Linked DNA regions of Mus musculus: region 1 is linked to region 2. A link is a loop called in an ENCODE intact Hi-C map of the cell type or tissue named here. Cell type or tissue: gastrocnemius. All regions are shown on one strand. Each heading gives the region's core, and the rest is flanking DNA. Links, peaks and the distances in the headings are about the cores only.

The links. A loop is a pair of places that touch in the nucleus more often than their neighbours do. Peaks named below come from ENCODE experiments on the same cell type or tissue, not always from the same donor. Only the 100,000 strongest peaks of a DNase experiment are listed, where the experiment ranks them.
Region 1: it touches region 2 in a loop (4-fold over the local background); 12 of 42 quality-filtered maps call a loop at or near these places.

The regions. Positions count from the first base shown.
Region 1 is chr2:174,336,461-174,352,093 of GRCm38, forward strand. It overlaps Gnas (GNAS (guanine nucleotide binding protein, alpha stimulating) complex locus), which reads left to right. Exons shown (of 12, transcript NM_010309.4): 3 at 287-331; 4 at 5,193-5,247; 5 at 5,350-5,469; 6 at 6,740-6,837; 7 at 8,615-8,669; 8 at 8,768-8,841; 9 at 8,923-9,102; 10 at 9,189-9,319; 11 at 9,530-9,597; 12 at 9,782-10,284. The coding sequence ends at 9,928. Among named protein-coding and RNA genes, the nearest start is that of Gm30189, 17 kb to the left of the region's middle. In gastrocnemius, for the core only: no CTCF peak of the experiment used is centred there; DNase peaks (open chromatin) are centred at 3,639, 3,911, 5,396 and 7,813; H3K4me3 peaks cover 2,895 bases; H3K27ac peaks cover 5,363 bases.
Region 2 is chr2:174,406,961-174,422,593 of GRCm38, forward strand. Nelfcd (negative elongation factor complex member C/D, Th1l) reads left to right here and starts at 8,844. Exons shown (of 15, transcript NM_020580.3): 1 at 8,844-8,996; 2 at 13,067-13,185; 3 at 13,364-13,473; 4 at 14,750-14,859; 5 at 15,607-15,633. The coding sequence starts at 8,910. In gastrocnemius, for the core only: no CTCF peak of the experiment used is centred there; a DNase peak (open chromatin) is centred at 8,861; H3K4me3 peaks cover 1,383 bases; H3K27ac peaks cover 914 bases.

The DNA.
Region 1 (15,633 bases), core at 3,304-11,303, 71 kb before region 2:
TCCCTGGTGCATGTGCATTTAGCGAAAGCAGAGGAAAACAATTACCCGTCCCTCCTGTCTCCAGCCTGAGTCTCCTGAGGGCCCTGCTAATGCAGGAAGGAAGGTGTGGAGTCTCGGTAGACATCCCCATTTAGCCAGAAAAGCGACCTAAGGATTAACCGGGAGGATGGTACGCAGGACTGTCAGGTTTTCTTACCTGACTGTTTAAAGATGCAGAGACTGTGTGGGTTTTGTATGAAATTGCAGTGCCTTGCAGATAGGTGAGCTTTCAATCTCTCTTTAAAAGGGGCGGCGAAGAGGACCCGCAGGCTGCAAGGAGCAACAGCGATGGGTAGGCACATTCAAAAACAGAAAACTCTTCTAACAAACAAAACAAACATGAAGACCATAGCGGGGGAAACTGAGGACACAGACTGGGGAACAAAGCAGAGATCATCCCAGGGCCATCAGCCATCTTGGTGTGCATTTGCAAATGACGTGTCAACAAGTAAAGTGCAAAACAGAGAAGGTTTTAAGAATAACTAGATACAGCCGGGGGAAGGTTAGCCATTTCGGCTTCCGATGAGAACTTAAGATTTTGAGTCGATGTTTCCCATATGGTCTTTATTTCCCCCAGTTCTCCATTTAAACCAACAGACTTGCCTTTCAAAACTGCTAAATTCTGCCCACACAATGGTCAGTCTGACTTTAAGTTTTCAGACCTATTTGGAAAAAAATAATCTTAACTTATTTCCTCAATTAAAAAAAAATATGCCTAATGCTGCAGCCCTTAGGCAGCAGGCCGTTGACAACCTCTGGCCTTAGAAATTATTTAAAAAAAAATTTAACTGTTAATGCAAGGCACTTTACGTTACCCAGCGAACAAGAGCATTTGTGACGGCACCCCACTCATTATCATTGTTTATTATTTTGCTTTCTCATCCCCACAACCATCTCATGCCCACACACATACGCACACGCATGCCAGACATCCATGCAGCTCCATTCGCGCTCACTAGCATGCAGGATGCAGGGGCTGTTTCTCATGTCAATCCATAGAGCAGCTTCCAGCCTAGAACATGGACGAGGAATGACTTCTGAGACCGGGCACGGGCGGGTCAAAGGATCTGGGGGTCGGGGACAAAGTGACTGACACATGTTTGTTCATCTGTTTCTTTTAGAGTCTATTACCCCCACTAGATGATGGCTACAGTCCTCCATCTTCGCTATGTCCTACCCCAGTTATCCCAATTTGCATGCTGGAATTGCCCGGTCTTAGGAAACTACTAATAAGAATACTATTCTGTTTTCCTGGGGATGGGGGGGGGTGGGGGAGGGGGGAGGGGTCCCTAACCTAACCTTTAGGCGTAAGTTAAAAACAGAAAGATGGGATGAAGTCTTTAATTGGCAACAGCATAGTAGAACAGCAATCAGAAAAGGCATCGATATATTGATAATCTACTGTACCAAAAGTTGGCATCCGAGAAGTGTGGCAAGCCCCTACTGAGAGAGCCTCCTATATATTGTGTGCTGTGCTAACCCCTTCAACCTTACTAATACCTGCACGTCTTTCTTCCTATGACTCTACAAGTAAAAATAACTATTAACGCTCCTGATAAATAAAACTCTCTGCATGTTTCAGCAATCCCTGTATCTTGCGTCTGTCTTCTGTCTGCTCTTTTGTCTGTCTTTTCCCCACAAGCACAAAGATAGGGTAGAGAGGAGGAGGATGGGTATCACATAGCCTTCCCTTACCACTTAACAGGAGAGGGGCAGGACCTACTAAACAAAATGCTAACCCCACTAATCTGCCTTACACTTTGGGGGGGGGGAGCGGGGAGGGGAGCATCATCCTATAGATACCGCCCACTCCAACTTTCCAGTCAGTTAGAATCCCGAAACCGGGCACACATCTTGCCTCTGTTAAGTAGTTTAGAGACATCTAAGGAATTTTCTCTGAATTTCACAATCAACGTTAAATTCATTAAGCAGTATTACAAATGAGGATAAACCTGCTGGCCCCAGCAAGATGGCTTCATCTACATAGTAATCTCTTCAATGAAGAGGTTTGTTTTAGTACTACACGCCCGAATTAGATTTTAGATTTTCTATTTTAGCTGTTTTATACTGGATACACTCCCACACCTATTCACATACGTAGATGAATGCTGAACACGTTCTCAGAATATCTGTATTTTAAGACTGGAAGCTTTCCAATTATCATACTACTACTTAGAACGAAATATCAAGCTGAATGGAGACTCTTCCCTGGGGAAATGCTTCCTTCTACCTGTATGTCGACGGGGGTAGTTAATACCCAGCTAGCCTCATTTCTTTTTGTTATGGGGCCTTAAAACCAGGCATCTGGGGCTCAGTACCAATGGCAGGAAGCCATTTTTTAAAAACAGAGTAGATTAGCCCCAAGGCAGGATAGGGGAGGCTCCTCTGAACTCTCCATTAGAGTACTGGGGGCATCAAACACATGCTTCTAGACTCCGACATCTATAGCTAGTCCCAGAGTCTAAAACCAACTCAGAAATGCATAACTTCAGAGCTGAGCTTCAACGTGCGCCGCCCCTCTCACACCGTAACAGAATCAGCCCCTCTGAGGGTGGGCACGCCGTGTCTCTAAAACACTGGGTGGTACCTGGAGCTTTAAGAGTCTGTGGGCCCCAAGCAGCTTTTGGGTGTGTACAGATCCCACATCCTGAGTGCTTGCCCCAGCCCCAGGATAGCCCCTCCTGCCTGCAGTGGCCATGGGGACTCAGGGTTTCCTCTTGCCTTCTTTTCCTGTTCTGAGTGGTGGGCTTGCTCTAATTACAGTGTGGAGCTAGAGGCAGCTTGCAGGGGTTGGGCTCTGATTTTCCCACTGTCATGGCCATGTCAAAATCCTGGTAGCCGAGCTCTCGCCCCCTCCCTCCTGTTGAGAACACCCCCAACCTCTAAACCTTGCAGGCCCTCACCTAAGAGATGGACACCAATAAAAAATATATAGTGAGATCATTCAGAACACAGGGCCCCTCCCAAAATACACAAGCCTGCATGGAAAGAAAGCCCCAAATATCAGCTATGATAAGTCTTTGTTGAAAGAATGGGTTCTTTGGGTGTGGTCCTATTGGTGGGCATGAACATGACCCCCATATTCCCACTCTATTGGCAGGCACTCACATGGCCTCAGACCCCCAACCAATTTGCAGGCATGCACATGACCCCAGAACCCCACCCAACTTACAGGCATGCACATGACCCCCAGACCCCCACTCTTGGTGGGTACCCCAGAAACCCCCAGATCACCACTATTGGTGGGCACCTCCAGATTCCCATCCCTTTGGTGGGTATCCACATGATGCCAGACCCCTACTCTATTGGCAGGTATCCCCATGTCCCCCAAGTCTCCACCCTATTGGTGGGTATGCACATGGCCTCACGGACTCCCACCCCATTGGTGGGTATACATATGACCCCCAGACCCCCACCCCATTGGCAGGAATGCACATGCCTCCCAGACCCCTACCCTATTAGGAGATCTACATGCCTCCCAGACCCCACCCCATTAGCAGATATCTACATGCCTCCCAGACCCCACCCCATTGGCAGATATCCACATGATCCCTCAGACCCCCACCCCATTGGCAGATATCCACATGACCCCCAGGCCCTCACCCCGTTGGTGGGTATCCACATGACTCCCAGAACCCCACCCCATTGGCAGATATCCACATGCCTCCCAGACCTCCACCCCATTGGCAGATATCCACATGATCCTCCAGACCCCCACCCCATTGGTGGGTATCCACATGACCCCCAGACCCCCACTCCATTGGCAGATATCCACATGATCCTCCAGACCCCCACCCCATTGGTGGGTATCCACATGACCCCCACTCCATTGGCAGATATCCACATGACCCCCCAGAACCCCACCCTATTGGCAGGTATCCACATGCCCCAAGATCTCTACACCTCTGTCAGGCACATGGCCCCCCAGATCTCCACCTGAGGCCTGCCTGCCACCCCTCCTGGCTATAGTAGCCTCTGGTCCCCATCTTGCAACTTTACTAATTAATTTTCTACCCTGTTCCATGGGGAGGGGGCGTGATTTAACTTTCGCTATCTTGTGACTTCAATTTAATGTCAGTAAAAGCACCTCTGCCCTACCTCTGTCACTGCCACCTAGTCCTCTACCTCAGTTTCCTTATCAGAAAGGGTCTGTTCCTCTCCAATGCCCTGTTCTGTGCTACCAGGCCTCACCCTGAGGGTGCAGTGCATGCTGGTCTTCTAATCCCCCATTGGCCATGCAGAAGATTAGGCTCAGACAAAATGGAGTCTGCTCCAAGCAGGGAAGTGGGGCTTTGCTGCTCCCCTAAGTACAAGCTCGAGATTCTCTATGGCTGTGCCTGGCATATAGGCTGTCTCCTAAAAGACACAGCATTTTGAACCACTGTAACCTCCATAAATTAGCATTCCTTCTGGGGGGGACACCATCCACCCCCAAAACCAGAAGATGTGACCTGTGACCTGTGGGATCGCTGACTCTGACTGCATACAAATCATCCCAGAAAGGCCACAGAAGTTATCCCAGAGGCTGGTTTAAATAAGCAAACATCTAGCCAACTCCTCCTCCAGTATCCATGAACCCAATGCCCACCAACAATGTGGGGACCCAGGACTCCTAGCCACAACTGGGGGCCTGTTCAAAAGTGCTGTGAGCCACAGAACCCCAAACAACATCTTCCCTCCCTGGTGACAGATGCATAGATACTTAAATAATTAGATCTACAAATATGGAAATGGAAAACCCTAATATCAATAATAAACACTTGTCACCTCTGGGTCTCACAAACTACTGAATCCCAAGTTCAGCATGTACTAACCCTACCTCCATACAACCCTCCCTGTGCTAATCAAGAGCCACGCAGGAAGCAGCAGGGTGTGGTTGGAATGGACAGTAGACCAGGTGCAATTTCTGGTCCAGTTAATCAAGATCTCGATGCCATGTCTCTAACCCAGCCTTATCAGGCCTGTCCTCAGGACATGATTGGGAAATTATGATTTATTTTTATTTGGATGCCTTCAATCTATAGATCTAGCCCACAATTCCTTGGAAAACAGAATACTATGCTTTTTAGTTGACGTGTCTCAATGACGATAACACCCTGGTGGGCAGGATGCAATATGATTTTCTTTTTTTTTTCCTTTCAATCCCACTGTAGTGAGAAGGCCACTAAAGTGCAGGACATCAAAAACAACCTGAAGGAGGCCATTGAAGTATGTGTCTAGCTCCTTGCTCTTATCTTTTAGCAAGCCCCTCGCCCCACGGTGCTGCCCCCCCCACCCCCACGCCTGACCAATTTGCTAAACTGTTTTCAGACCATTGTGGCCGCCATGAGCAACCTGGTGCCCCCTGTGGAGCTGGCCAACCCTGAGAACCAGTTCAGAGTGGACTACATTCTGAGCGTGATGAACGTGCCGAACTTTGACTTCCCACCTGTAAGCTCCACCCTAACCCTGGTTTCCTCTGCCCCTCTCACCTTAGTCCCAGTGGGAACACGAGGGCCAGACTTGCATCAGGCCAGAGTGACCAGACACATACCTGCCGTGTGAATGCATAAGTTAACTCCAGGCATATGCCTAAGACTAAAGGATGATAAAGACATGATTAGGGCTTTGTCCAAAATGGATGAACAAAGTTCCATCACCTTTTCTAGACCTCAACCTAGTCCTCCATTTATCAGATAGTGAGTTTTTTTTTATGGAGGAGAGGTCCTGAGCTAAGGCAAGCTCAATTATTCCCCTCATACACATGAGGACAGACAAAACCACATGTTTGTTACACATGGCACACAAGTCCTAATTGTCCAGTTAATCCAGCCTAGTACAAATATGCACCTTCCAATGTTCAGATCTAAACATAAATTACAAAATGGAACATTATAAGAAAAAAATTGTTCTCATCAGCCCTTTGCCGGGAGCCTGACCCTCTTGACAAGGGTCTCTTGGCTTTCTAAAAGCTTTTTTTAGAGAGGGTAGAACTGCCCTGCGTCAAGCATATGTACACTTTAACCCTTCGTGGGGGGAGCAAAGATTTTTAAAGCCAAAAGAAGAGACTTGTCTAAAGTTAAGAAGTCATTGCTGCCTCTTCTTAAGCTTTTGTGGGGTTTGTGTTTTTTAGATGGGTTTTGGCTACAAACTTGTGAGAAAAATTAGTACAGGCAGGTACATTAAAAAAAAAATAGCTGTTGATTAAAACAATAAGAACAACAGCAACAGCAACAACAAAAACCAACCCTCCCAACAGGGAAACACAGCATGGATTCTATAGTCATCTGATTCCCATGATTCACAGAGACAAAATGGCAGCCTACCCACAATGCATCTGATGTCATTGACATCTGCTACTCTGATATCTGGACAATATTCTAACCTTGGCCCATGTCCCTCCCACAGGGTAGTACATATCCCTCCTGTACACATAATTCTAGGGGGAGTTTACTCATTTGGTTTGCTCCCACCCCTCACAAGACTAACAGAAGCAGCCACCCAAGACTGTGAGCACTCCCCAGAGATGAAAGCATGCTAATTCATTATATAGATTTCTGGGAGTTTAACAGAACTGCAGGCTCTTTCCAAGCGCTGGTTAACCCGGGGGCTCACACTTGGACTCACATAGCGAGCGATGGCCTTAGAATTCCAGGGGTGGGGTCCCTGATTGGTTTGAGCTCAGTCTGTCAGCCAACGTTTTTCCTGGGTTCTCTTTCAGGAATTCTATGAGCATGCCAAGGCTCTGTGGGAGGATGAGGGAGTGCGTGCCTGCTACGAGCGCTCCAATGAGTACCAGCTGATTGACTGTGCCCAGTAGTAAGTAGCTGTCCCCCCATGGCAAAACAGAAGCTCAGAAGCCAGGAAGCTACAAACCCACCAGTAGTCAGAGAGTTCCAGTCTGGTTCATTTGTTTTATAAAGCTTTTAATTGCACTTTATAGACCACTGATACTGTTTTACATAAACAATTAATACCTGCTAGAGCAAGGCAAAATACTTACTTGTAATAAAGTGGTATAACTCACGGATATGAACTCTAAGCATTTAGGGGCGCACACAGTGTAGCAAACACATACTGGCCTCCTCATATAAAATACACAGACTTTTTATTGTTCAGTACCTTATAAGGCACTTCAGCTTCATGATGGGAGGGGGACAGTGACCCTTTCCTAGGCTCACTCTCCCATGGGGACTTGTTGCTACATATATAGCATGTCATGACTTAATACACACAGTTATATATTCTTTCAAGGAACTGAAAAGCAGCCCCACAGGCCCCAGCCCCCACACCTCCTCCAGCAAAGTTCCTGATTTTTCTCAAAAGTTTGTACTAAAAGCTGGAAGCACTAATTATAGAAACAGAAAACAAATGGAGATCCTGGAATTGTTTGTGATTTGTATTTTGGATCCAATTCAGGAGTTAAGTACAGATACAAGATGAGGAGGCTCAGCTACCCGGTAGGGAATTGCTGGGGTCAGTTTCCTAACTGATTAACAGTGATTTAGCCAGGTTCTTTGGGGATCACACCACTTTAAGGATGTCTTGTTGTTGAAAGCAGTGCAATCTACTCCTGAACACTGTACCACGTGGCACCAACTTCAAGAAAAAGAAAACAACTTTCAAGTTGTGTAAGAGGCCTCTCCCCAGCCTGAGTGCACAGTGGCCCGCTCATTTGTCTAACTGCCTTTTTGCTGGAGGCACTGGGCCTGGACCTGGTTGGTTCTTAAACTGCCAGGTTTGTGTTTGTTGAGCTGCAGTTTGGCTGGCCCCACTCCAGATGTCTTCTCACAAGATTTGGTGCTAAGGATCTATTTATAGAATTGTGGTTCTGTTGCCATGGCAACATGCTGGAGGCCAGGGTGGCTGGGGAGCTATTTGTGGGCCTGTGCTGTAATGTAAGATTGATTGGGCCAGTTAGTGTATCCTCTAAGCCAGACTAACTCGGAACTGGTAAAAAGGAAGGGGAAGGAGAAAAAAAAAAAAAAACACAAAACAAAAAAACTCAGGGGCTTTCTTTAAATAGACTATGCTCCTTTCTGGTTGGTCTACTTTAAAAGAGTTCCCAGCCCTCTGGCCCTTGGCCCCCAAATCCTCCAAACTAGTATTAATATTACTTTTTCATATTACATTATCTCAGTCCTGCAAAAGGCAAAAGTTAATTTTCCTGTGTTTATAGTCGAGCAACTTTTCTTTCTTCTTGTTTTGTTTTGTTTTTGTTTTTTTTAAACTAAAAGTTTGCTATCTCAAACTTTTTCTGTTTCACAGACCCAGTAGATAGGAAGGGAACTTCGTCTTTGCTTCCTGTTCAAAGTGGTGAATGCAAGAACAGCCCCTTTGTGCCCACAGCTTGTCTTGGCTCAGTTCTCAATAATGAATGAGAGTCTTCCAAAGCAGACAGGGAGAGGGCTGGCTCTGCTTTGTCCTGGACAGAGACCTGTGCACCCTTAAACCCGCACTTGTACATTGCTTTAGGAAAGGGATGAAGTTTTAAACTTCTCTTACATGTCAAAAGCAAGGGCGGATCCCACCACCACTTGCCTTACGGGGTACACACTTGGCACACACTGACCACCGTGTCTCCTTTTCTTTCAAGCTTCCTGGACAAGATTGATGTGATCAAGCAGGCCGACTACGTGCCAAGTGACCAGGTACGCGTGCGCCTCTGTCCTCAAGCCTGGGGTTCCACGTTGCTGGTTCTTCTCCGGGCAATTAGGGTGAGACCTACTGACCCCCCTCTTTGTTCTAGGACCTGCTTCGCTGCCGTGTCCTGACCTCTGGAATCTTTGAGACCAAGTTCCAGGTGGACAAAGTCAACTTCCAGTAAGTGAATCGTTGTCCCGCCCCAACTATCTGGCCTGGAGAGTGGTGGGCCCAGGGTAACCCAGTATTTTCCGGTTCCAGCATGTTCGATGTGGGCGGCCAGCGCGATGAGCGCCGCAAGTGGATCCAGTGCTTCAATGATGTGACTGCCATCATCTTCGTGGTGGCCAGCAGCAGCTACAACATGGTCATTCGGGAGGACAACCAGACTAACCGCCTGCAGGAGGCTCTGAACCTCTTCAAGAGCATCTGGAACAACAGGTGCGTGGGGTCTCCCTGACTTGGCTCAACCTGTAGGTCTGCAGCTTGCTCTGGCCCCAGCTCTCACCTGGCCCCTCTCTCCTCAGATGGCTGCGCACCATCTCTGTGATTCTCTTCCTCAACAAGCAAGACCTGCTTGCTGAGAAAGTCCTCGCTGGCAAATCGAAGATTGAGGACTACTTTCCAGAGTTCGCTCGCTACACCACTCCTGAGGATGGTACGGTCATGGCGCTGGTTTAGTCAGGTGGTTCTTGGGCACAAGGTGTGGCTGAGAGTCCCTAGCCCCTCCCACTATGGGGAAGCCAGGGACATTTATTTCCCTCATTTTCATAGGCAGAGATCAAGAGTTTGGGGGTGATGAGCTACAATGGTGTCAGACTAGGTCTTCTAAGCTAATTAGCATAATTAATAATTTTTTTTTTTGTAGCGACTCCCGAGCCGGGAGAGGACCCACGCGTGACCCGGGCCAAGTACTTCATTCGGGATGAGTTTCTGGTGAGTAGGACTTGTAGTCCCTTACTCCTCCTCACGAGTATTCTCCAGTCAGTGCTGGATTTGGAGACTGAGCGGTCCAGGCCTTCCATTGTATTGTACTATGAGTTGATGGCTGGTCCTCTGGTGGTGGGGTGAGGGGCTCCTGGAGAGGGTTGCTTGACCGAGCCCCTCTCTCTGCCTACAGAGAATCAGCACTGCTAGTGGAGATGGGCGCCACTACTGCTACCCTCACTTTACCTGCGCCGTGGACACTGAGAACATCCGCCGTGTCTTCAACGACTGCCGTGACATCATCCAGCGCATGCATCTCCGCCAATACGAGCTGCTCTAAGAAGGGAACACCCAAATTTAATTCAGCCTTAAGCACAATTAATTAAGAGTGAAACGTAATTGTACAAGCAGTTGGTCACCCACCATAGGGCATGATCAACACCGCAACCTTTCCTTTTTCCCCCAGTGATTCTGAAAAACCCCTCTTCCCTTCAGCTTGCTTAGATGTTCCAAATTTAGTAAGCTTAAGGCGGCCTACAGAAGAAAAAGAAAAAAAAGGCCACAAAAGTTCCCTCTCACTTTCAGTAAATAAAATAAAAGCAGCAACAGAAATAAAGAAATAAATGAAATTCAAAATGAAATAAATATTGTGTTGTGCAGCATTAAAAAATCAATAAAAATTAAAAATGAGCAAAATACGGTGTTGCTCTTTGATTTGCGGCAAGTGGGTCCCAGGGTCCATGGGTGGGATTGGTCTCGGCACCCACTGGGAGGTGGAGAACAGGTCCCAGGGCTAAAAGTGGGCTGAGGAGTTGGCACTATAGACTGGGGGAACCTAGTTTTTGGCGCATCAAAGCTTCCACCCATTATCCTGCCCCCAGGCAGTTGCTAGCTGCCCTTTGACCAATTACTTCCCCGAATGAGGCAAGCAGCCTACAGAGAAGGCTGGGGATGTGATGGGTGGGGGAGATGGGAGTTATTTGGGAAACATTTGAAAGCATTCCCACTCCAAGATGAATTAGTGAAAATTAATTAAGCACATTTAAGTTAAGAGTTTTGGGCATATGATTGGGCATGTGATGGGGCACATGTGGGGAGGCCTAACACATGATTGGGCATAAGATGGGGGCATACGCATGGGGGCCCAACATATGCTTGGGCATGAGAAGGGGGACACATGGGGGACCAACATATGATTGGGCATGAGATGGGGCACATGTGGGGAGGCCCAACATATGATTGGGCATAAGATGGGGGCCCAACATATGATTGGGTGTGAGAAGGGGGACATATGGGGAGGCCCAACATATGATTGGGTATGAGATGGGACACATGGGGGCCCAACATATGATTGCATGTGAGATGGGGCACATGTGGAAAGGCCCAACATATGATTGTGCATGAGATGGGGCACACATGGGCAGGCCCAACATATGATTGGGTGTGAGAATGGGGACATATGGGGAGGCCAAACATATGATTGGGTGTGAGAAGGGGGACAGATGGGGGCCCCGAATATGATTGGGTATGAGATGGGGCACAAATGGGGGCCCAACATATGATTGGGTGTGAGAAGGGGGACATATGGGGAGGCCCAACATATGATTGGGTATGAGATGGGACACATGGGGCCCAACATATGATTGGGTGTGAGAAGGGGGACATATGGGGAGGCCCAACATATGATTGGGTATGAGATGGGACACATGGGGCCCAACATATGATTGGGTATGAGAAACGGGACATATGGGGAGGCCCAACATATGATTGGGTATAGATGGGACACATGGGGACCCAACATATGATTGGGTGTGAGAAGGGGGACATATGGGGAGGCCCAACATATGATTGGGTATGAGATGGGACACATGGGGGCCCAACATATGATTGGGTATGAGAAGGGGGACATATGGGGAGGCCCAACATATGATTGGGTATGAGATGGGACACATGGGGGCCCAACATATGATTGGGTGTGAGATGGGGGACCCATGGGGGCCCAACATATGATTGCATGTGAGATGGGGCACATGTGGAAAGGCCCAACACATGATTGTGCATGAGATGGGGCACACATGGGCAGGCCCAACATATGATTGGGTGTGAGAAGGGGGACAGATGGGGGCCCCACATATGATTGGGTATGAGATGGGACACATGGGGGCCCAACATATGATTGGGTATGAGAAGGGGGACATATGGGGAGGCCCAACATATGATTGGGTATGAGATGGGACACATGGGGCCCAACATATGATTGGGTGTGAGAAACGGGACATATGGGGAGGCCCAACATATGATTGGGTATGAGATGGGACACATGGGGACCCAATATATGATTGGGTGTGAGAAACGGGACATATGGGGAGGCCCAACATATGATTGGGTATAGATGGGACACATGGGGACCCAACATATGATTGGGTGTGAGAAGGGGGACATATGGGGAGGCCCAACATATGATTGGGTATGAGATGGGACACATGGGGCCCAACATATGATTGGATATGAGATGGGACACATGGGGACCCAATATATGATTGGGCATGAGAAGGGGGACATATGGGGAGGCCCAACATATGATTGGGTATGAGATGGGACACATGGGGCCCAACATATGATTGGGTATGAGATGGGACACATGGGGGCCCAACATATGATTGGGCATGAGAAGGGGGACATATGGGGAGGCCCAACATATGATTGGGTATGAGATGGGACACATGGGGCCCAACATATGATTGGGTGTGAGAAGCGGGACCTATGAGGAGGCCCAACATATGATTGGGTATGAGATGGGACACATGGGGGCCCAACATATTATTGGGTGTGAGAAGGGGAACAATAGGGAAGCCCAGAGAAAAGCCTAACTGGATTATGACTTGGACCTGCCTCATCTTTACCCTTCAGTCTCATACCCCAAGTTTGTGCTTATCATACAGGGAAGAGCCCAGAGTTGAGCCCAGCATTAACATACCATGTCTCTGAAATGGACCAAAGGAGACATTAGTCAAGTTAATTCTGTAACCAAGACCACAAAGTATGCCAACTATTCTATTATCCAAATTAATTAAACCCAGGTAGATTAAATTTTATAGTTTATCTCAGATATGGTTGCCACGAAGGGCCACAAAAGGAGTTCTTACCATTCACTGTATCTCTCTCTATGTCTTCCCAAAGCTAGATCACACTACCTCAACCTAGTAATTAAAATATGCAGATTTTGGTGCAAAATAAACCCAGAACTCTCTCTAAATAATTCAAGTAAAGGTGGAGGCTTGCTTCGCAAGTATCCAGTCAAGCCCACAAATTCCCATAATCCCTCAAAAGCATCCAGTAAATGTATATTCCAAGATGGAGGTTTGCTGGGCAAATAGAAGACACTCCAGAATTCCTATAATTTTCCAACCCCTCTAGTAATCAAAATAAACATTCATTCCAAGGGCCTGTTATGCACACGTCAGAGCAACAGACAAACTCCCACAATCCCTCCAAACTATCCATAAACACAATCTAGGATGGAGGCTCAATATGCAAATAGCAAGACCTCTTCAAGTTCCCATACTCGTCTAAAGATCCCTAATAAACATAATAAACAGTCCGGTGACATGCTATCCACATAGCCAAAAAGACAGAACTCAAAATTCCCACAATCCCTCAAATATAAACATATATTCCAAGATGGAGCCTTGATATGCACATAGGCAGAAGACATGCCCACAAATTCCCACAGTGTTTCAAACCTATCCAATAAAATGCACAATTCAAGATGGCAGCTTTTATACAACTATCAAGAAGACACTTAATAAATTCCCATAATCCTTCTTTTGCTCCCCCCCCCAAATAAACATACAATAGAAATAAAGATGGGGCTGGTTATGCAAGTAGCCAAAAGACAGGTCCACAAATTCTCATGATTCCTCAAAACTAGCAAATAAATGCACAATCTAAGATAGAGACTTAATATGCAAATAACTAGAAGGCACACCCAAAAATTCCCATAATCCCTCAAAGCTTTCCAATAAACATGCAACCCATGATGGAGGGCTGGCATGCAAATAGATAGAGGACACACCTACAATTTCCCATAATCTCTTCAGACTATTCCATAAGTTCATAATCTAAGTTGGGGCTTGCTATACAACTAGCCAGAAGACAGCCCTCCCAAATTTCCACAATCTCTCAAAAGTATTTAATAAATGCACACTTTAAGATGGAGGTTTAATTTGCAAACAGCTAGAATTCACCCCCATAAATTCTCACAATCCCTTAAAACTATCCAAAAAGTATACAACCCAAGATGAAGGCTTGCTGTGCAAAGCTAGAAGACACTCCCCTCAAACCTTTAAAGTCTTCTGTTGATGATTTCTGTTAACATAATAAATATCCAATCCAGTGACTTGCTATGCAAATAGCTAGATGATAGGCCTACCAGTTCCCACATCTATCAAAATTATCCAATAAATACATAATCTAAGATGCAAACAGCTAGGAGACACACCCACAACATCCCACAATTCCTCACACTGTCTGCTAAGCACACACTACAAGATGATGGCTTGCTAAGGAAATAGCCAGATCAGTCTACAAATTTCTGTAATCCCCCCAAACTAGACAATAAATACATAATCTAAGATGGAGGCTTTCTATACAAATACCCAGAAGACCCTTAAATCCCATAGTCTTACAAAGACCTCCATTAATTAGCACAGTAAACATCCAACCTAATGATTTACTATGCAGATTGCCAAATATGCCCATAAAATTTATGATCCTCCACTGACATGCCCTATTAACATAATATTCAATCCAATGACTTGCCATACAAATAAATGAGACAGGCCCACAAATTCCCACAATCACTAAAAACTATCCAATAAATATACAATCTAAGATGGAGATTTGCTATGCAAATAATTGCCAGCCCCAAATTCCTGAAATTCTCCAAAGACTCCCAATTAACATTATAAACATTGAGCACAAGGCTTAGATGCAAATAGCCAGAGCAGCCCACACATAGCACAATACCTCACAGACCCCCAAATAAATTCAGAAACAAAACTCATTCTCTTGCATTCACCTGAAAATATAAAACTATATAAACAGCTACCAGGAAAGCTAAGGTTGACCCCTCAGATTCTGTCCCAAGGTGGCTTCCGGTAGTCCTCTCCTTCCTAGAAATTCTAGAGCCTCCCCTGGACAATACGCATAGGATGGCTTTGCATGCACCAAATAGGCTTCAGTGTGGAAACACACTTTCCCATGCCACAGGGCAGTTATGTCAAGTGAATGTCAATACCGATCAGTAGGTGATTGTTTGCCTACAGCTGCCATTTTATCCAAGAGTAATGAAGGCTTAGAGAAACCCTAGTGAAGACAGGTTTCTACCGATGGGTTAAAATTCTGCTGCTTGACCACTGCCCTACCCTGTTGCCTATGAAGATGCTGGAAGACAGGAAATCATCTCCTAGTGTTCTGCCACAATGCCAGTAGTCAGGAGTCCAGAACATGTGACTCCAAGGGGAAATCCTGTAGGGTGCCATGGGATTCCACGATCTGGTGGGAGGTTGGATGCTCTTCGCTCAGAGACTGGCCTTGCAAATGCTCTTTCCTCTCTCTACGGGCCCCTGGGTTTGTCTCCGGGACCCTACCGCCTACTCGGTTGTATTCAAGCCTTTTCCCCCAACTGTAGGATTCTGCTTAAAACATTTTAAATTCCATTTCTCTTTTGTCCTGGTACTAGATTTACTAATTTTCATTTTGTCACTCTAATGGAAAATTGATAGTCATTTTCCTAATGTACATTGACTACCTCATACATGTATTTTTATGTACGTCATGTAGCTGTTTAAAATTCTAGAATTTTAAGAATTCAAAAAGGGTTCAGGGAGTCATTAAGTTGCCACCGGGGTTTTTTTTGCTTGTTTGCTTTGTTTTGTTTTGTTAAAAATAAATATTCAGGCTCAATTTTAAGTCTTCATTTGAATGTAAAACAACGTATTTTCTAAAGGTAACGACTTGTGCCACACTGTACTCAGGGGTCAC
Region 2 (15,633 bases), core at 4,132-12,131:
CATGAGACCCAAGGTTTTACAAAAGACCAGGAAGCCGTAGGGGAAGCTGTGTCTTTATAAGCTGTGAGACAGAATGACACAGAGCATACCACCTGTAAAGGTCAAACTTCATCATCTTGTCATCTTGAGAGTGGCAGTTAAACAAAGAGAAAAGGGTACCGTGGGCTTTTAAAAATGTTAGCAAAGCATATATATAGTTACCAAAAAAAAAAAAAAACCCAAAAAAACCCCAAAAAAAACAACAAAAAACAAAAAAAAAAAACAACAACAAAAAAAAAAAAACCTAAAGCCAAAAAGCCTTGCTTAGGGATATATTATTTTTTAAACTCTGCATTTTAATGTGAAAGCAAATTCCCCCAAATAAAATGGACACATATTTGAACCTAGTGCTGACATCACAGGCCTGTACCATCTCACTCAATGTGTGAAACGGACAAACCCAACTGCGCCATCTTGTCTAGCATATTTTGACTTCAACAGAGGCTGGTGAATCCATACATACTAACAACCACCACGTCTCCCTCATGTAAAACCTGTTTATTATTGGAATCTCCGCCTCCCAAGTGCTGGGATTAAAGGCGTGTGCCACCACGCCTGGCGGAATCTGTTGTTAAATCTTCAAGTCTACCTTGCCAGACACTTACACTGAATCTCTCTTCACCATGACTGTATGTATTCTTATCTCCATTGACAACTTGTGTCTTTGAATTTCCCAGGTTTTCATACTGTCAGATCTTTGCATTTGGGGGTATCCGATATACTCACTTCTAGTGAGATTCATGATATGATTGCATTCCTGCTGCCATTGGGTCTTTGTTTTCATTCCATTTGTCTCGTTTGTTCCCCGTTTTGCTTTAATTCATGCTAAATGTTTTCATGAACCAGTTTTATTAATTGTTGAGTTTTAGTTGTCACTTCAGCCTTCCCATTAGTGACTCCTCTAGGGATTCCAACCCACACCTTGACTCAGCGTGAGCTCCTTCAGAACAATGTGAACTTTTCCTTCATATCCTGCACTTGATTCCAGAGCTACCACTGCTGCTGTGTCCGACATTATATTGGCCATTTCTGGTGTTCTTCAACTTCTTTGAATCCAAGTTAGAGCTTGAGGAATTGCCTTGTTTTCCCTGTAAGGAAGTACTCAACGCCTCCTTCCTGTCTTTGTTCATCTCAGACTTATCTATCCTGCCATCCGATTTGGTATGGCTGGGGTTGTGTCTGGAAGAGGCACACCTTCACCCAGAGTGTGACTGGATGCAACTCTTCTGCTTTCTGCCTCCCCTGCTTCTGATGAGCACCACTTTCTGATCATCCTTTCTGCTATGCTTTCAAGAGCAGGAGCCGATGCAGGCAAGAAGGTCTCCAAGCTTCACTGCACTGAGTTTTATTTGGGGGAGAAGGTGGCGCCACAGCACATGCATGAAGGTCAGAGGAAAACCTTGAGGGGTCTGCTCTATCCTTCCACACTTACATGGGACCCAGGGATCAAACTCAGGCCACCAGGCCTGATCCGCAAACATCTTCACCAACTGAGCTATCTGACTGGCCCATCTCACATTTTCTTGCTTGACCTTTAGTGACTTTGATGAATTACTGCTTCTCAGTGTATGAGATGCTCTGGTCCATCCCTAGAGGTCCAAATGTCAAGTTTTGAAAGGTTTTCTCAAGGACTTATTATTGCTGCCTTTGGGTGGTGGATTGTGTCAACCTGACTGACACTCTGCCATGCAGAGAAATGGTTTGTTTCTTCCAAGTGAAACAGGGGTCATTGAGATGAACTTAGCACATGGGGCCAAAAATTCATTGGTGGGTTTTGCTTCTCTGTTTGCTGGACTGGGGTTGAATTTATGGGCTTATGTGTGTTAGCCAAGTGCTCTATAGCTGAGTTAAAGTCTCAGCCCCCAATCTGTGTTCTATTTAACATTTTATTTATCATTATTATTATATTGTGCATACATAATATATGTGGGGGTGGGCACATACACGTCACAAAGCCTGTATGGTGATCAGCGAATATATTAGGGTTCTCTAAAGTAACAGAACTTATATAATGAATCTCTTTCTCTGAGATAGAGATATATAGATATAGATAAAAAGGGAGTTTTATTTGAATGACTTACAGGCTGTGGTCCAGATAATCCAACAATGGCTTCTATCTGTGAATAGAAGGTCTAAGAATCCAGTGGTTATCCAGTCCACAAGAGAGAGAGAGAGAGAGAGAGAGAGAGAGAGAGAGAGAGAGAGAGCTTGCTTTTTTCTTGCCCTTCACATAGGCTGCCTGTGTGGCCGAGATTAGAGGTGGATCTTTCCACCTCAAAAGATCTGCATTAAAGGTTTATCTTTCTATCTCAAAGATCCTGATTAAAATTGGGTCTTCCCTTGGCTGGGTGTAGTGGTGCACAGCTTTAATCTCAGTACTTGAGAGTACCTGAGAGGCAGAAAGATCTCCGTGAGTTCAAGGCCAGCCAGATCTACAAAGCAAGTCTAGGACATCCAGGGCTCTCTCTGTTACTCAGAAAAACTGTCTCAAAAAAAACAAAAGAAGAAAAGAATGGGTCTTTCCACTTCAATGATTTCATTAAGAAAAAAAAATCCCTGGCAGGTGTGCCCAGTTACTGGAGCTACAGTTAATTCCAGATGTAGTCAGGTGACAACCAAGAAAAGCCATCACCAAGGACAGCCCTTGGGAGTCAGTCTCCTGCTGTGGGTTCCTTGGGCCTAACTCAGGCCATCAGGCTTGGCAGCAGGTCCTTAACCACTGAGCCATCTTGCCAGCTCTCTGGTTTGCTTTTGAGACAGCTTTCAGCAAATATAGTCCATTCTGGCCTTGAACTCACAGTAATTCTCCTGACTCAGACTTCCAAATGCTGGGATTACAAGTATACATTACCTTGTCTGCCTTGTGTTTGTGTTTTAAACCAACACTACAGATACTCTTAGGAGTAAATTATCAATAGATAAGAAATTATCCCTAAATTTATCTGCTTAAAACAATGAACATTTTATAACACTATTTCTGCGAGCCAGGAATTCGCAAGCAGCCTAACTGGATGGATGGTTTGGGTTAAGGGTTATGACACTGTAGACAAGATATCAGCCAAGCATAGGCCAGGTGTGCAGACTCATCTCACACATACTTAGTTAGGAGCAGGAGGATACATTTTCTGGGAACTTCTCAGTTGGGCTTTTCATGATTGCACCTGACCTCCTTGGAAGTGAATAGTCCAAGAGTCAGGGGCCAAGATGGAGGTCACATGACTCCAGGTGTCCCAGGCCTCAAGCCTTCCAAGGCTTTTCTTTATTCTATTCCAAAAGAGGGAATTTCAAAGCCCAGCCCAGCCCAACCCAGCCCAGCCCAACCCAGCCCAGCCCAGCCCAGCCCAGCCCAGCCCAGCCCAGCCCAGCCCAGCCCAACCCAGCCCAGCCCAGCCCAGGCGGCTGAGGTTAAGCTCCACCTCTTGAACAAAAGGGATAAGGATTCTCATGATCTATGTTATAAATCACCATGCGACTGCTTGGAGGGTAGATGCAGTAGAGCCCAGCTTCTTTTTAACTATTTCCTTTATTTCTTAGACTAGAATTTCATTACATCATTTCCCCTTCCCTCCCTCCTTCCAAACCTTCATTGCTCTCTTTTATCTGTTTTTCACTACTTGTTAAGACATACATGTATGGGCTGGAGAAATGGATCAGCAGTTAAGAGCACTGACTGCTCTTCTGAAGGTCCTGAGTTCAAATCCCAGCAACCACATAGTGGCTCACAACCATCAGAACAGCTACAGTGTACATTAAATAAATAAACAATACATTAAATAAATAAGTCTTTTAAAAAAAAAGTACAGTGTATGTATGTATATACATATATATTTCTAAATACATAAACACACCTTGCTTGGTCTGTATAATGGTATTATCTGTATGTTTTTAGGACTGACTGTTTGGTATTGGATACCAAACAGTTGGCGCACACTTCCTGGGTAGACCAGTTCTCCCGTCTCTGCTCGTTAGTTGCTTGTACTTCTTTGTGGGGAGCTGAGGGTCTCCTGTCCACTCTGCCATGTCTCTTGTTGTCCTTGCCCAATTCATGTTTGGACAGTCATTTGGTGAGACTTTATGGGTATAGCTTGACATTACTAGGAGAAACAATCTCACAGCAAACTCCCTGGTCCTCCAGATCTTACATTCTTGCCTTCCTCCTTCTGCTTTGCTCCCCAAGCCCTAGGTGTGGAGTTGTTTTGAAGACATATCTGTTGGGACTGGGAACTTAACATCTTAATCTGTATTGGGTCCTGCTCTGTTAAGAAGCTCACATAACTGAATGTGGGCATCATGGAAATAAAGCAACAACAAAAGGTTTCTGAGTGTACTGATGACCACAAAAACCAAAAGGAAAATCTAATATCTAACGAATCTGAGACATTTCCCACAGAACTCACCCATATTGCAGCCTGGCTCATCACTCTGGCCTAGGTTCTGAACACACAGTGTGCGCCTCAGGAGCCTTAACACCTTTTACTGCACAGACAAAAGCTGCCTGTAATTGTGCACTCCAGTTTTAGACTATTGTGATATGAACTGTAATGTTTTCACTATCTACTAATAGAAGTATAATAATAATAATTTAATGAAAGAAAACAAAGGTAATAGTTTTCTCTGAACATTCATCAGCATGTATCAGATTAGCAAACCTGGGGGCTGTATATGTACTGTATTAGTATTTGAAGGATTGATACTGAAACGCTGACACGAGTCTCTCTCTCTCTCATGCACACACAGACATATGTACATGTACACACACATACACACACAGACAGAGACACACAAATCTATGCATACATGGGCACACAGAGACACATACACACATATATATATATATATATATACATAGGCACACAGAGACACATACACACACAGATATATACACACAGACACACACACTTAAACACAGAAACATACACACATACACACAAACACCCAGTCTAGAAAAATGATTTTTCAAGTTGGGATTAGAATAGAATTTACTTCAACTCCTGAAATGCTCCTGAACATACTTTTGCCTCTTTGTACTATGTATTTATATGAAGTGGTGTTCTTGGCATTGACAATTATAAAATCAAAATATCAATCAACTCTGGAAACACTTAAAAAAAAAAACTCTACATCCTGTAGGATCAAATCTTAAACCAAGATTTAATTTCTTATGCAACGATTAATAAGCACAGAGGTCTTGTTAGCATGCAAATTTGTTTTCGTCTTTAACAAATGCTGAAAGTACATGCATACTGAGGAATTATTTGTTTTTGAGGCAGTCTCACATAATCCAGGCTGGCTTTGAGCTCACTGTTCAGCCTAGGATGACCTTGAGCCTTTTATTCTTCTGCCTCCACCCTCCAAGTGCTGGGATTATAGGTATGTGTCACTACACCCGCTTTATGTGCAGGGATTTGAATCCAGGCCTTCCAGAGGAGTGGGTTGGTAACCATTTACCAACTGAACTACATTTCTGGGCCCTAAAAAAATGTTCTATGGGGCTGGAGAGATGGCTCAGTGGTTAAGGGCACAGACTGCTCTTCCAGAGGTCCTGAGTTCAATTCCCAGCAACCACATGGTGGCTCACAACCATCCGTAATGGGAGCCAGTGCCCTCTTCTCTGTGTCTGAAGACAGCTACAGTGTAGTCATGTACATAGGATAGATACATCCTTAACAAAAAGAATTGTTTTGAGATAAATCTATGATTTACTATTGGTAACTGACTTGCACGTCTCTTCTATGTACAGCTGTACTCAGGGTGAAGTAAGATCTTCTCTGGTGAGAAGAAGTGACAGCCAGGGACTAGGCCCCAGACCAGTTTGAGCTTCGGTAGTCACTCAGGTGAGAGTTGGTATGAATCTGAACTCAGGTGTTGGCAGCGAAGATGGAGACCTATGGAAAGATGTGACAAGCTTCACAGGAGTGGAAGGGAACACAAGTGAGAAGTGACTTGCAGGTGTCTGATGTGGGTGACTATGGAGGTGACCACCTGAAAGGGCAAGGACTAAGCTTGGGGGTTCTCCTGGAGATGCTGCAGTGCCCTTCGGATCTCTAACAGTGAAGCTAACAGTCAGTTTGCTGGTTAAATACTCAAGACCAGACACTTTGAGAAGACATGGAAGCTGACAATGCAAATGAGGGTTCACAGCATATAGTGGTCTGGAAGATAAGGGGTGGGTGAGATTTCCTAGCAGGAGGAAGTAGGAGAGAGGTCCATGTCCAAGTCTCAGGGCCCAAGAGCGACAAACCAAGGCGATGGACAGCAGGAACAGCTTGTGAGGAAGTCCAGGGAGGCTGGTGCTGCAGACACCCTCTCCCGGCTCTCCCCACCCCGACTTTATGTTTTGACGTGTCCCCAGGCTGGGGGCAAGTGCTTCCCTGCTGAGGCCCCTCAGTGACCCCACTGTCAACATGCGTCTCTCTTCTCTCCTCACCCTTCAGCTTCAGGACCTTAAGTCTCAACATTTCCCTGGAAAACTTCCGAATGACCCCTGCTTTAGGCTTCTGCCTTCCTTCCTATCTGTGACAGATTCCCCTTTCTCTCTTCTCTTTCCTAGTGATTGACAGGCTGTGTGCCCAGCTCAGGTCTTAGCCCATGCTACCTGGGAGGCACTCACTGAATATTTCTTTAATGGATCACATGAGACCACAACTTCTAGCTCTCATAGACCTCTTTTTTTTTATTTTAAAGATTTATTCATTGTATGTGAGTATACTGTAGCTGTCTTCAGACAGGCCAGAAGAAGGTGTCAGATCTCATTACGGGCGGTTGTGAGCCACCATATGGTTGCTGGGATTTGAACTCAGGACCTTCAGAAGAGCAGTCAGAGCTCTTACCTGCTGAGTCATCTCTCCAGCCCTCCCATAGACCTCTTAACCAAGGGAACAAATAACTAGAGGATTAATTTCAGGTAATGAAAGCTAAGGAAATCAGGCTGGATGAGTCTTTCCAGAGAACAGTAGTATCTCAGGAGGCTAGCGATCAGTTATTCTAGCAACAGTGACATAGGCTGGATGCAATGCTGCTAGGCTTGTTAACCACTGTCATAATTAGCCATTTATTGGTTAAGGGAGAGGTGAGTTAGACAATCCCTGCTTCTGTACGTGCAATTAATTATTCATAAATGAATCTGCCTGCTTTCCACTCAGACAGTATCTAAGAGCCATAGTTGGAATTTAACAGACATTCATTATTCCCAACATTTTCAGAAAACAAATAAAAATGAGCCTGAAACAAATCCATAGCAGGGCACTCCTGAACTTAAAGCTCCTTCATCATGTGAGCTGGATCTAGACCCACCAAGCAGAGAGATGGAAAGTGGTCCTTCCACCATCTGCAAAGAAGCCTTTCAGGGTTGCCTCCAATGGCCTCAGCCTGAACACATCTTTGTCCCCAGGCAGAAACCTACCTCCTGCTGGGCTATCTGTGAGTGTACAGACTGGAAGTCTAAGTAGCCTCTTACCAGACCATTCCTTGCCTTTCCACCTTCCTCCTCACTCCCTGCAACTCTGGTTTCCTCCCTCCTCTCCATAAGTCCTCTTTGGGTGTAGCAAATAGCTAGACATTCCAGATATATCTGTTCCATCACTTTCCTTAAACAAAAATCCAGATGAACTTTTATAATAACTAATTCCTGCTGACTACCTGCTAACTCTGTGTCTAGTGCTTCAATGTGCCATCGGACTAAAGCCTTGCAAGTGGTTGTCACCTTGGGTGGCTCTGGCATCAACTACAATGCAGGGTGCCACAAGCTCTGGTGGGGGACTTTCTTCACCAGGTTATTTGGAATGGAAAGAGCCACCCTGAGCATCTTGGGAAAGTCTCTTCTATCATTACAGACTATTTACTTTGGTTATCCAGTATTATCATTTCTCCCCTTTGTTTGCAGGCTAGCTCCCTCGGATCATGGGTGGCAAAGTGGCAAGGATCTCGTCCCTGAGTACGTCACTGTACTCCAGGTGTTATCAATGATCCAGGCACTTAGGAGTTATTCAACAAACACTTGTCAAATGATGGAAGGAAGGAAGAAGTAAAATAGCATTCCAACAGCTCTGCAGACAGTGCCTGAGGACTGTACTACATGGCTGGCTCTTTTCTCTAGCCTCTCCTCACTGTCTGCATCCAGAGCCCATGGTGTTAACCTCCCCGATCGATGATTTGGGGCCACCTGCCAGGAGGCCTCTCCAGGTATCTTCAGTCTAGGTGTTCAGTGGGTCCACTTTTCCAGAGCCCAGTCATGGCTTTTGTAGGCTGTAGGGCCTCCTCCACTGGAAATATGTTTTATATCTCGCTCTGCAATGCACCGAGTACTTTTTGCCCATAGTAAAAGAAATCCGAACATTTCTGTGATACCTGCTCGGTTGGCAGCTGCACTGTCCAGGCAAAGCTTAAGCTCACTGAAGGTTCGAGGTTTTTATAGCAACTGGAAGCATGCTTGCACTTCCGAGTGAGACCCTGTCTTTTTTTTTTTTTTTTTTTTTTTTGAGACAGGGTTTCTCTGTATAGCTCTGGCTGTCCTGGAACTCACTTTGTAGACCAGGCTGGCCTCGAACTCAGAAATTCGCCTGCCTCTGCCTCCCGAGTGCTGGGATTAAAGGCGTGCGCCACCGCGCCCGGCGAGACCCTGTCTTAAAAAGGAGAAAAGGTAACTTGGAAGTGTTCTGGGCAGACATAAAGCTGTGACTCAAGCCATCTTGCTCATGAGAGATCCTACAAGGTGTTTCCCCGCCCAGCAGGCCAAAGACTAGGCCACGCCTCCTCTGTAACCACGCCCCTTTCCAACTCCGCCTCTCTAGCCTTGCCTGAGGCCCAGAACCGCGCACGCGCTCTTCCATTTGTTGTGTCCGGCGCACGCGCAGTGAGGAGACGCGGCAGATATGGCGGGTCCGGCGCCGGGTACAATTATGGGAGAAGACTACTTCGGGAATGCCTCAGAGTGGGGCGAAGAGGCAGACGGCGGCCAGGTGAGAGGGCCGTAGGCGTTCCGCCAGGAAGCCGGGTTTGTGTCCTGTCCTCGCGGCTCCTGCTCCGGCCAGACCCGGGTACGGGGACCCGTGACCCTTGACTCCCTGACCTCCGACCCCGGACCCTAGCAAAGCGGGTCCAGGAACTGCACTCAGGGCTTCGGGCCGGTCCTGCCCCGTTAGGGACCTCAGTTTCCCATGCATTCCGATTCCCAGTGACACCTGGGGCTGATCTCTGCGAAGCAGAAGCCATGGTGCCCGAGGGGGCAGGACAGACTCTAAGGGAGAAGTGGACCACAGTGATACAGTGAACAAACTAACTCCAAACTCCAGCAGCATTCTGGGGTTGGGAAAACACTCTCCGGTGCTGGACAGACCAAACTTTTTTTTCCACTTTTGGGTGATTTCATTCATCCTTAGAGTACAGGACAGGAAAGATCTCGTAGCCCCGACTGTCCAAGATTTGGGTGAGAGATGGGGAACGGGTATCGTTCAGTGTCCCCCCAAACACCAGGGTTAGGAAATCAGAAGTCCACCCAGCTGTATGACTGACTTAAGCCTCCCATATCCTTCTGGACAGTGAGTAGGGGCCCTGGAATTTGGCTTTTCTACAGGAAGTGAGATGAGCTTTGAATGAATATGGGATGCAGTGAGGTATACCAGTGGAGTGGTCAGTGGTGCAGTGAGGGTGATGGAGGAAAGGTGAGGGGTTTCTGGAACCGAGTGAGGGAAGCCCTCCGTGGTTGGTTGGTTGGTTGCTGGACCAGGAGCTGTCAGTCATCAGTTGCAGCTTCCAGGGGTCCTATAGAGCTAGCTGCTGACCAGTAGGACATAAGACCCTGGGCATCTGTTTGTATGCTAGAGCATACTACATCACTTGGGAACTCGGAGGTGGATATATAGAGTTGGATTTAGCTAATTTGGATGTTGGGCTAAGTGCTTTTGTGTGGTATCGCAGGCTAGGCGCTAGAGCAGCAGTTCTCAACCTGTGGGCTGTGACCCTGTGGGGGTCATATCAGATATCTTGCATATTCACATTGTGATTCCTAACAGTAGCAGATGACAGTTATGAAGTAACAACAAAAGTAATTTTACAGGTGGAGTTCACCACAGCATGAGGAACTGTGTTGAAGGGTTGCAGCATTAGGAAGGCTGAGAACCACTGTTCTAGAGTTTGAATTGAGTGTTATTCATAAGTAAAATAAGGCAGAAAGACTCAGCCACCTGCCCAGGGCATAAGGAAGGAAAGAAGACTCAGAGTGATGTCCTTTGTGTCACTTAAGTGGCTCAGTAACTGAGGTGGTTCAGATTCAGTAAGAGTCGGGGATGGCTTAGCGAGTACTGTGCTTGCCACAGGAGCACTAGGTCCTGAGTTCAGAAACTATCATCCACATAAAAAGCTCTTGTCTGTAATCCAGCACCGGGGGATCCCTGGAGCCCCCTGGCCAGCCAGCTGAACCGTCCGTGTTACCGAGAGACCTTCAAAAAGGGGTGTGGAGAGTGACTGGAGAAGACACCCAACCTTGATCTCTAACATCTACACACAGACAATGTACACACAGGAACATCTCAGGAGACCACACAGACACAAGAAAGTACTCTGTGGATTAGCTTGGTGGTTGTCGTCCATGTTCTGTGTCTGTTGAGGGTTAGGCGTGCCAGGCCCTGGCCTAGAGTCCACTGAATTTCAGTCCTTTTTTTTTTTGTTTTTGGTTTTTCGAGACAGGGTTTCTCTGTGTAGCCCTGGCTGTCCTGGAACTCACTTTGTAGACAAGGCTGGCTTCGAACTCAGAAATCTGCCTGCCTCTGCCTCCCAAGTGCTGGGATTAAAGGTGTGCGCCACTATACCTGGCACTGAATTTCAGTCTTAGTGACGCTGGTTTGACCTGTTGACCCTAATGTGTTCTCTCCAATGAGAGGGATGAGCTAGTGGGGTGTCACACCTGTGACTTAGGTGTCCTGACTGTGGTTCAGCACGCCTGTAGGTGGGAATGTGACAGTGTGAAAACACTGCACACCCCTGCGCTTTGCCCACTTGCTTCATCTCTATTCTCTGACTGTACTTGAAGGGGCGAAAGTCCAGAGGGCTGGAGGATGGAGACTTGAGCTGGGTCCATCTTCCCTGGTTTGGGGACAGGACGAGGTAGAGAGCCTACAGTGCTGTTGAGTCCGGATGGTGGGAGCTCAAAGCAATTGACTTATAGACACTTAGATGAGTTGTCCACAGGATGTACACGGGACTGATGGTAGCTGAGACTGCACAGGTAAGCAGGACAGGGTTACATCAGAGCTGGGGTTCTTTTCCCTGCCGAGGGAAACAGGAAACTAAGCAGCTAGGTCAGATTTGTGACTTAACGAGGGTAGCATCGACGTGAAAGGTGATTTCGTGGGGTCACAGATTGAGGCAGGCGTATGGAGGTGTTGCTGCAGGAAGCATCCTGGACCCTCGAATGGGAGATGGAGTGCGGGGGGTGGGGGGGCTTGCTGGCAGACAGTAGGAGGGAAGGGAGAGGAGGAGAAACTGAGGACACATCCAAGGTTTCTGGGTGGCACATGGCTGACTAGAGGAGTCATTTATTGAAGTCTCGTTGTGCGGGCTGCTCTGTTTCCAGGCAAAGACCGGATCAGTTGAACTTGAGAGTTCAGAGTCCTGTTGGGATGTAGAGTGGGAAAGGGTGTTGCATGCTTCCATCTGAAGTGGTCAAGACAGGTCCAGCCGGCTGAAGCTGTAGACATGAGAGAGGCTTCAAGGCCTGGTGTGTCGGAGAAATATTGTCAGGGTGGGGGGCAGGGTAGAAGCCTGGCAATGCTGACATCGTTTGAGTGGCTCTTAGATTGAAGTGCAACCTTCTGCAGGCACCCTTTAGAGATGTGGTCCGAGAGAATACACCCCAGCCATCAGAATGAAGTCGGTGGACTCTGTCTGCTCCTAGCACATTGCTGTCAGAGAGTCTAGACCACTGGGACAAAGTTCTTGTAAAGAGCCACATTGTATGTGTCTTAGGTTGTGTGGGGCTGTTTCATAACTACTTAACAACCAGATTAGGAGAAGTAGTCACGGATAATAATGCACAAGAGTGGCTATAATTGTGTTTCAATATTTTCTTTACGAGAACAGGGAGAGGATTGAGTTTGGCTCTTTTGCTGGTTCCTGGCCTGGCTCTTACCTCATCATGTCAGTTGCCTGGAGGTTGGCCTCCTACTTTGCGAACTCCTCCCATGGAAACACTATGTCTTGTATTTTTCAGGTTCCCAGACTCAGTGCAGTCATTGTTACAGAGTATCTGCTTGCTATTTTGACGACAGCTTTGCAGCCAGACAGACCTGAGGTCACTCGGTCCACCATACCATGTATTTGTTTTTGTTTTTTTATTGGCTTTTTTTTTTTCTTTTTTCGAGACAGGGTTTCTCTGTGTAGCCCTGGCTATCCTGAAACTCACTCTGTAGACCAGGCTGGCCTTGAACTCAGAAATCCGCCTGCCTCTGCCTCCCAAGTGCTGGGATTAAAGGTGTGCGCCACCACTGCCCGGCTCATACCATGTATTTGTTAGCAGGTCAGACAGCCAGCGTGGGTGGCCTCCAGCTAGAAGTATGTCTAAATCTAGACAAGCCTGTCATTTGGAGGGTTGGTGATAGTAAGTGTAACTTGGTGGCTCTTACTGTCAAGAGTCACTCTGTTAGTCTTTACTGGAGAGCATCGGGGAGCCGGTGTGGAGTAGTGTCGGTGGCTGACTGTTGAGCTGAATGTCAGCTGTCACTCTTGGTCCTCCCTAGGCCAGCTCATAGACCCCACTCCTGACTGGAATGGAGTCATGAATGCCTTTGTTGAAAGAGAATGCCAGGCCTGGTGTACAAGACTCACCACTGTGGACCATCCAGCAGATAGCGTGCTTGGTGTGGTTCCTGACCCCTTTGAAGCTGCCTCTTGTCTAGCTCACATCGTGAGGTTGTTATAGGGTCAGATGAGATCATGCGTGTGACACTTTGAAAATGGTCTTTGAGATCTCTAGAGCAAGATTGCAGGGCATTTATATATTAAGGGGACCTCTCGGGGCTCTTGCCTTTCCCAGCATCAGGAAGATGATTCCGGAGAAGGAGAGGACGATGCTGAGGTGCAGCAGGAATGCCTGCATAAGTTTTCCACCCGGGACTACATCATGGAGCCCTCCATCTTCAACACTCTGAAGAGGTGTGCGAGGGCAGTGTGCACACTCGGGGGTGTGAAGAATGTGACCTCGGCAGGGAAGTTGGCTAGAGTCCTTGGCCCCTTAGAAGACCCTGAACCCCGACTGCCTGTCCTGCCCACCTGTCTACCCCAGCTCCTCTGTGTCCCCTCAGTGTAAAAGCTGACCTTTTGCTCTTCCCAGGTATTTCCAGGCAGGAGGGTCTCCAGAAAACGTCATCCAGCTCTTATCTGAGAACTACACGGCAGTGGCCCAGACAGTGAACCTGCTGGCTGAGTGGCTCATTCAGACAGGTGCTTGGGAGGGTAGTCCCTGTCCTGGCCACTTACCCTCCTGTTTCATTTTCCATTTACAAGTTGTGTGTGTGTGTGTGTGTGTGTGTGTGTGTGTGTGTGTGTATACATAGATGTGTGGGTGCACAAGCATATGTGTACACATGGGTGTGATGGGCATAGATGCAGATGGGGGTTCAAGGTTGAGTTTGGAGTCTTGTTGGCTTGCTTTACTGCCTCACTCATTATCATGGGGTCTCGGTCAAGCCCAGGGCTTGCTGAGATGGCTACTCTCACCAGCCAGCTTGCTGTAGACCCTGTCCTTCCTGCTGAGTGCTGCTGTAGACCCTGTCCTTCCTGCTGAGTGCTGCTGTAGACCCCTGTCCTTCCTGCTGAGTGCTGCTGTAGACCCTGTCCTTCCTGCTGAGTGCTGGGTTACAAGTTGACCACTATGCCCACCTGGTACTTTTGCATGGGTTTTAGACATCCAAGTTTGGTCCCCATGTTTGTATGAGAAGCACTGTAACCACTGAGCCATCTAGCCAACTTCTGCTCATCTTCTTCAAGAGACCTTTGGGTCCTTACAATGCTGATAGATTAGCCTTCCAAGCATTCCTGGTTTCCAAGATTCAAAGGCAGAAGGACTGAGTCCCCCGCTTTGTGTGCTCAGCTCTGAGCTCTGATTCAGTTGCTGGGTTTGCAGGCAGCCTGTGAACTGATTCTCACCGAGCTGCTTCCCCAGCCGTAGAATTACAGGGTTCCACGGTGTATGCTCAGTGTCTCCTTTCAAGAGGCCTGTTACAGCCAGCACTAAATGATGGATAATTTAGGACTGGCTCTGAAGATGGCTTTTAGCTAATGTGATCAGAACAGAGCCTTACTGTAAATCCACTGAATTGGGTACACTGACGTCATTCAAGCACTGTCCGGAAACCAGCTGCCTCACGGCTGTCAGGGTGACTGGATCCTAGTGAGGCTCTTGACTGCACCTGCCATCTCCACAGGGCCAGAGTGCTCTTTGAGCTCCTCACCTGGCCCTCTGTTTTTGATGAGTATAAGTTTGAAGATGTCTCTCTTGGCCATATAGAAAGGGCAGACATCTCATGGACCCACACTGTGTTTCTTTCTTTTGGGTGTTACCACTGAATAGACTTAGAGGCTAATTCTACAGGGTCCAGAATCTTGGCTGCTGTTGCTGTGGTGGTGGTAGAGCTCTGCGATACTGGTAGACTGGCCATGCTGTTTTGGGGGTTCGGAAGGGGGTGCTGCTTCAGGTAAAGCTTCCATCTTCTCCCAGGCGTTGAGCCTGTGCAGGTGCAGGAGACTGTGGAAAACCACTTGAAGAGTTTGCTGATCAAGCACTTCGACCCTCGGAAAGCAGATTCTATTTTCACTGAAGAAGGAGAGGTGAGGGACGCTGTCCTTGCCCCAGCATGCCACAGCCTTGGCCAGCATCCTCTCTGCACTCTGAGGAGTGAGGTGCTTGCATGGGAGGTTCCAGTGCTGAGGCCAGGAGCACCCAGTGTCTCCCCCGACTACTGCGTGCAGGTCTGGCTTGAAGGCTGCCCGCGGGTCCTCCAAGACGCAAGCATGACAAACACTAGGTACACAGGAAACCATGGAGCAGAGCTTGTGCAGAGTGTATATAAATCATGTGGATCTGGTCTGTGGCTCAGCCCCTGGTGGAGGGAGGCGGGCTTGGAAGGAAGGTATAGGAAATGTCACAGACTGCTGCGGCTTCTGGCCGTCTTCCTTCAGGACCAGCCAGTGGTCCAGGTGACTCTGTCTTCTCTGGGAGCCCCATTGTGCTCCCGCAGTGGCAGGGATGCCTTTCTCCCCGCTGCCAAAGGCAAAGGGCTCGGTAAACATGAGTTAGTTGTACGTGATGTGGCCCCAAGGGATCCGTGCTTCCATGGGACATTTCATGTGTCTTCCAGGAAGCATGTTCTGTACCCTCTCTGGTTAGGCACATCTTTCCAGAGTTGTGACCCGACATCCAGGAAGTGACCATTCAGCTAAACTGCCTGTGCAAGGCAAGCCCTGCTCCTCCCAGAGCTGGGGCCCATAGGTCTCTTCAATTGGAACCACGGCTTGTACAGCACAGACTTCCGAGTCTAAAGTGAGGTCTTTGGCCTTGTCCTTTGTCTTTGGTAGACCCCAGCTTGGCTTGAGCAGATGATC